Linked DNA regions of Homo sapiens: region 2 is linked to region 1. A link is a loop called in an ENCODE intact Hi-C map of the cell type or tissue named here. Cell type or tissue: CD4-positive, alpha-beta T cell. All regions are shown on one strand. Each heading gives the region's core, and the rest is flanking DNA. Links, peaks and the distances in the headings are about the cores only.

Region 1 (2,920 bases), core at 118-2,617:
CTAGAACAGTGCCTGGAGAACAATCATTGTTAGTTCATCCTTGTAGAGATTCTGAGCATATGTGAGGGATTATTGACTTGGAGCCTAATATGTCAACTGGGCACATTGCTGGGCCCCAATAGCATCTCCACTCTCAGGCTTACAATTCAGCCATGACTGTGCATGCCCCCCTGTCAATTTGTACTTGGTATAAATCAGATGATGCCCAGGTCTGAATTACACCTAAGTGTATAGCAGTATGGGTGAAAGTGACCTAAAGGAGCAGCTTTCCAGACCCTGCCCACTCTCCCCCTCCCATCCCCACTCAAACCTTCTCTATACCAAGTGCAGGGAAGCTCTCCTGGCCCGGGGGAGACACAGGGGATGCAGCCAGCACCTCTGAAGCAGCAAATGTGAAAATTCCAAGGTTCTATGGGAAGCTGTATGACTGCCTGCTTCTCTTCAAGTTGGAAGGAAAGGCCAACCCTCAGCTGAAGCCGCCAATGCTTGCCATTTTTTGGTTGGTTATTTGGTTTTTCTTTTCTTTCCTTTTTTTGTTTTTGGCTGTAAGTTGTAAAATAATTTTTTTATTCTTTGGATGAGACTGATATCCATGTTTTGTCATGGATGCCTGGAGTGCAGAGAACATTATGTGACAAATCTATGATATGCTAACTCCAATAAAACATTCTCTGGGCTGGGGACTCATCCAGACATTGGGGGTGCTGGACCCTGCCTGGGTCAATGGGTGTGGAAGGAAGGCTTCTTGATAAGTTATCTCAGGGTGTATGAAACCTGTTTATCCTGGAAAAAAAAATTAAAAAGAAGATACCAAGTTCCTCCAGACAAGGGATATCCAAGACTTTGGTTAATGGAAAAAAAACAGGTCTGCTTGGAGGTGATAAAGGAGAAAATCACATTTGGCAAATATGAAAAGGTCAAGTACCAGGTGTATTTGTCTGGTCTCATGCTGCTAATAAAGACATACCGAGACTGGGTAATTTATAAAGGAAAGAGGTTAATTGACTCACAGTTCAGCATGGCTGGGGAGGCCTCAGGAAACTTGCAGATATGTCCTTTTTCACATGGCAACAACAAAGTGCCGAGCAAAAGGGGGAAAGCCCCTTATAAAACCATCAGATCTCATGAGAACTCACTCACTATCACAAGAGCAGCATGAGGGTAACCGCCCCCATGATTAAATTACCTCCCACCGCGTCCCTCCCACGACACGTGGGGATTATGGGAACTACAATTCAAGATGAGATTTGGGTGGGGACACAGCCAAACCACATCACCAAGCCAGAAGGAAGACAGTGCACACCACAGATGTGGCCTGGAACTATGAGCCAGGAAATGTCATCAAATAAAGTAACAAAATAATCCATTTAACACAAACTGAACACCAAACAGCAGTCATCCATTCACTACACAAATGTTAATTGAGCACACCCTCTGTCTTAGGCCTGTGCTATGCCCTGGGCACACATGCAGCTGGAGAAACACTGGACAGTCAACAAGGAGCATGAGAGCACAGGTGTCCACGGGAGAGCCCAGAGGAGGCGAAGAAAGCCGTGGTCTGAAAGATCAGGGTCCCTTAACCAGGGACACTGACAGGCTGGACAGACAGGTGTCCTCATGCAGATCTGGACCCCAAAGGGAAACAGAGCAAGGCAACTTGGGGATGTTGAGAGAAGTGAATGGCCATGGAGTTGATGGACCAAGTGAGAGGGACCAAGCCTGTGAAATATGCAGGGACCAGCCTGGAGGGCTCCCAGGCATGCTCAGGGGCTAGCAATGTGTCCCAGGGGCTCTGGGAAGCCACTGGAGGTTTGTGAGCTCTGAGCCAACTGCATCAGCACAGGTCAGCACAGGGGTGACAGACTGAGGCCACGGATTCGGAACCGGATCTGAACCTCAGTTCTATCACTTCTTAGCTTATATCCTTGGGCAAATTTCTCAATGTCTTTATGCTTCAATTTCCTCGTCTCTAAAAGGGGAGTTTCATTATCTCACAGGGTTTCAATAAGGAATAAATGACTTAAACGTACATAAAAGGCTTAGCGGCCAGGCGCGGTGGCTCACACCTGTAATCCCAGCACTTTGGGAGGCCAAGGCGGGTGGATCAGCTGAGGTCAGGAGTTTGAGACCAGCCTGGCCAACATGGTGAAACCCCGTCTCTACTAAAAATACACAAATTAGCCAGGCATGGTGGCGCACGCTTGTAATCCCAGCTGCTCGGAAGGCTGAGGCAGTAGAATCACTTGAACCCGGGAGGCGGAGGTTGCAGTGAGCCAAGATCGTGCCATTGCACTCCAGCCTGGGCAACACAGTGAGACTCTATCTCAAAAAAAAAAAAAAAAAAAGGCTTAGCATAGTGTTTGGAACATAAATGCGTAATAAATATTAGCAACTATTATTACTACTGTAACAGGGCAAATATTAATGTGGGGTTGACACAGCCTTTGCCCCTCCCTCCCACTGCCTATCAATGAGAATTCTACCAGCCCGATTTCCCCTCTTCTTCCTTATTTCAGCAGAAGATTCTTGCTTGCTGGGATCAGAGCTAACTAAGTCATCTAGTCTGACCTAGGAGGTGTTGGGGGCTGGACCTTGGTGTGGTGATGTGGAAGGGAGGCTCTTCAGGGGGTGCAAAACCTGCCTATCCTGAAAAAGAGCAGATACTGAGTTCTCCAGAGAAGGAGTATCCAAGCTTTTTTTAAATGGAAAAAAAAATGGTCTGCTTTGGTGAGGGAAGGAGGAGAGAAAAGCAATAAGGAGCTCAGATGGGGGAGAAGTCGGGGACATTTGTGTCAGGCTGTGGAGCAGCTGGGGGTGAAAGAAAAGTGGTTGGGAGGACAGAGGGAATTCAATTGAGAGCTACATTTGGACTCCTTTTAAGTTTTTTTTCTAAAGATGTAAGAATAAAATTCCCTTGTAA
Region 2 (2,920 bases), core at 129-2,628, 49 kb before region 1:
TGGAGTGAGCTTTGGTAATTTCTGCCCTTTTTTTTTTTTTTTTTTTTTTTTTTTTTTTTTTTTTTTTTTTTTTGAGACAGAGTTTTGCTCCTGTTACCCAGGTTGGAGTGCAATGGCATGATCTCAGCTCACTACAACCTTCACCTCCCGGGTTCAAGTGATTCTCCTGCCTCAGCCTCCCAAGTAGCTGGGATTACAGGTGCCCACCACCACACCTGGCTAATTTTTGTATTTTTAGTAGAGACGGGGTTTCACCACATTGGCCAGGCTAGTCTTCAACTCCTGACCTGAGGTGATCTACCCACCTCGGCTTCCCAAAGTGCTGGGATTACAGGCGTGAGCCACCATGCCCAGCCTGGTAATTTCTGCCTTTCAAGGAGTTTTCTCATTTCAATTAAGTTGTCAAATTTATTGGCATAAAGTTGTTTATATATTTCCTTGTTATTCTGTTAATATCTCCAGTGATGTCATCTTTCTCATTCTTGATATTGGTAATAAGTGTCTTCTTTCTTTTTTTCAAGACCAGTCTGTTTATAGGTTTATCAATTTATTGATTATCTCAAAAAACCAACTTTTGGTTTCATTGCTTTTTGCTGTCACTTTTTTGTTTTCTACTTCACTGATTTTCATTCTGATCTTTATTATTTTCTTTCTTTCACTTATGTTCTAATTTGCTGTCATACATTTTAATTTTATGCATGTAATAAAATCCACAATACATTGTTATTTTTGTTTAAGATGCGAATTATCTTTTGAACAGATTTCAACAACAATAAGAAGAAAAATCTTATATCTTTGCCCTTGTAAATTTCTGGTGCTCTTTATTCCTCTGTGTAGAACCAGGCTTCCATTTGATATTATTTTCCTCTGCTTGAAAATCTTCTTTTAAAATTTTTTGTAATGTGGATATGCGGGCAATTAGTTGTTTCAACTCTTGTATGTATGAAAAGGTCTTTTCTTTGCCTTGATTTTTTAAAGAGATTTTTCTGGAGTATAGAATTCTAGGTGGACAGGTTTGTTTCTTCCTTTTAGTACTTTAAAGATATTGCTCCACTATCTTCTTATCTGAATAATTTCCAAGAAGATACCTTCTGCCATCCTTATCTTTGTCCTTGTGTATGTGATGTGTCTTTTTTCTCTGGCTGCTGTTAAGATGTGTTCTTTCTAATTAATTTTGAGCAACTATAGTCTAACTTGTAGTTTTTATTGCGTGTCTTGTTCTTTGGGTTCATTGAACTTTGGATCTGTGAGTTTATAGTTTTCATCAAATTTAGAAAACTTTTAGCCATTGTTCTACAGTACACTAGGGCTCTTTTTTTCAGTCTATTTTCTCTCTGTGTTTCATTTTGGATAGTTTCTATATCTATGCCTCCAAGTTTCTCATATTTACTTTTGTAATGTGTAATCTACCATAAATTCTATCTGCTGTACTTGTCATCTCAGATATTGTAGCTTGCATCTCTAGAATTTTGATTTAGGGATTTTATATCTTTCGTGTCTCTAATTACCGTTTTCAATGTATTGAATAAAATTATAATAACAGTTTTAATGTTCTTGTCTGCTAATTTTAGCATCTATATCAGTTCTGGATTATGTGTGTCAATTTCACACTTAATCTTAACAAAAATAAGTGTGTTTTTAATTCTCATTTTGTATTTTACAGCTTCTTTTCATGCTTGGTAATTTTTATTGGATACCTGACATTGTGAATTTTATAATGTTGCTGGGTATTTTTGTATTTCTATAAATATTCTTATATGTTATTCTGATATACAGTTACAGTACTTGGAAGATTTATCTTTTGAGGTCTTGCTTGTAAGATTTGTTAGACAGGACCCAAGCAATGCTCAATCTGCAACTGATTATTTGTCTCAGTACTCTATCTAATGCCCCATGTGTCATGGATTTTCTTCTAGTCTGGCTGGTGTAAACAGTCATTACTCCTGGCCCTATGTGAACACTGGGCATTGTTTTCTCTAATCCTCTTCCATGGTTCTTTCCCTAACTTCAGGTGCACTTCCTCATATGCATATAACTTGTCCACACTCACCTGAATCCTCAAGCAGGACCCTCTGCAGATCTCTGGAGTTCTCTTTCTATGCAGCAATCTCGTCTCTTGTGCTCTGCCCTCTGAACTCTAGCTGCCATGGTCTGCCTGGAAACATTTCAGCAGTCTGTCTTCTCAACTCAGGAAACCCACCAGTCCCCTCCTGGGTTCTTCCTTCCTATGTCACATCCTGAAAACTCTCTGAAGGCAGTAAACTGTGTAAATCAGAGGTGGAGCCACTTATCTACTTATCCATACAAGCTCATACATTTGTAACAGAAAAGACTACTTCCTCCATGCTGTTTGCGAAACGATATCCAAAAAGGAATAGATTCTCAACTAATTTTGCTGAACTGAAAGAAAATTGAGTACATCCTCCAAAGTAGAATAAATTAAGACCTCAGGGGATAATTTTCCTTGCTTATACTCCAAATCTCTTTCACATCCCTTTAATCTACCTGTTTATCAGGAGAATTCCAGAAGGTGGTCTGGTCCACATACATTTTATTTTGTTGTATTTATAATTAAAAGTTGGGTGTTTTTCCTTTCTCTTGAGAGTTAGAAACAGATGTTTTAACATCCAGAGGAAGCCCTAATATGTAAGCCCTTAAACTGAGAACATTATAATATTGCTGGGAACAGATAAATGTAAAAACAAAATATTTCAGCTCCCAGAAGTCCAAATCTGTGAGGATGCAAGTAACAAGAGGAACAGGAAATAGCATTACTATCACCCATAGACATTTCCCAGGATGTTTCAGAAAACTGGCATGACTTGTAACAACCAGTGATAATTAATTACTAAACACTACTGCTCACTGAAAAGTTGTAAGTTTTGGGGAAGAGAAATTTTCTTTCTCCAGCAAGTCTCCT

The links. Hi-C counts contacts between places; a loop is a spot of excess contacts. Peaks named below come from ENCODE experiments on the same cell type or tissue, not always from the same donor. Only the 100,000 strongest peaks of a DNase experiment are listed, where the experiment ranks them.
Region 2: it touches region 1 in a loop (2.3-fold over the local background); 4 of 110 quality-filtered maps call a loop at or near these places.

What each region holds. Positions count from the first base shown.
Region 1 is chr13:40,372,637-40,375,556 of GRCh38, forward strand. All of the region lies in intron 6 of LINC00598 (long intergenic non-protein coding RNA 598), which reads right to left. Among named protein-coding and RNA genes, the nearest start is that of LINC00598, 110 kb to the right of the region's middle. In CD4-positive, alpha-beta T cell, for the core only: no CTCF peak of the experiment used is centred there; a DNase peak (open chromatin) is centred at 1,145.
Region 2 is chr13:40,323,569-40,326,488 of GRCh38, forward strand. No RefSeq gene overlaps it. Among named protein-coding and RNA genes, the nearest start is that of LINC00548, 100 kb to the left of the region's middle. In CD4-positive, alpha-beta T cell, for the core only: no CTCF peak of the experiment used is centred there; no DNase peak of the experiment used is centred there.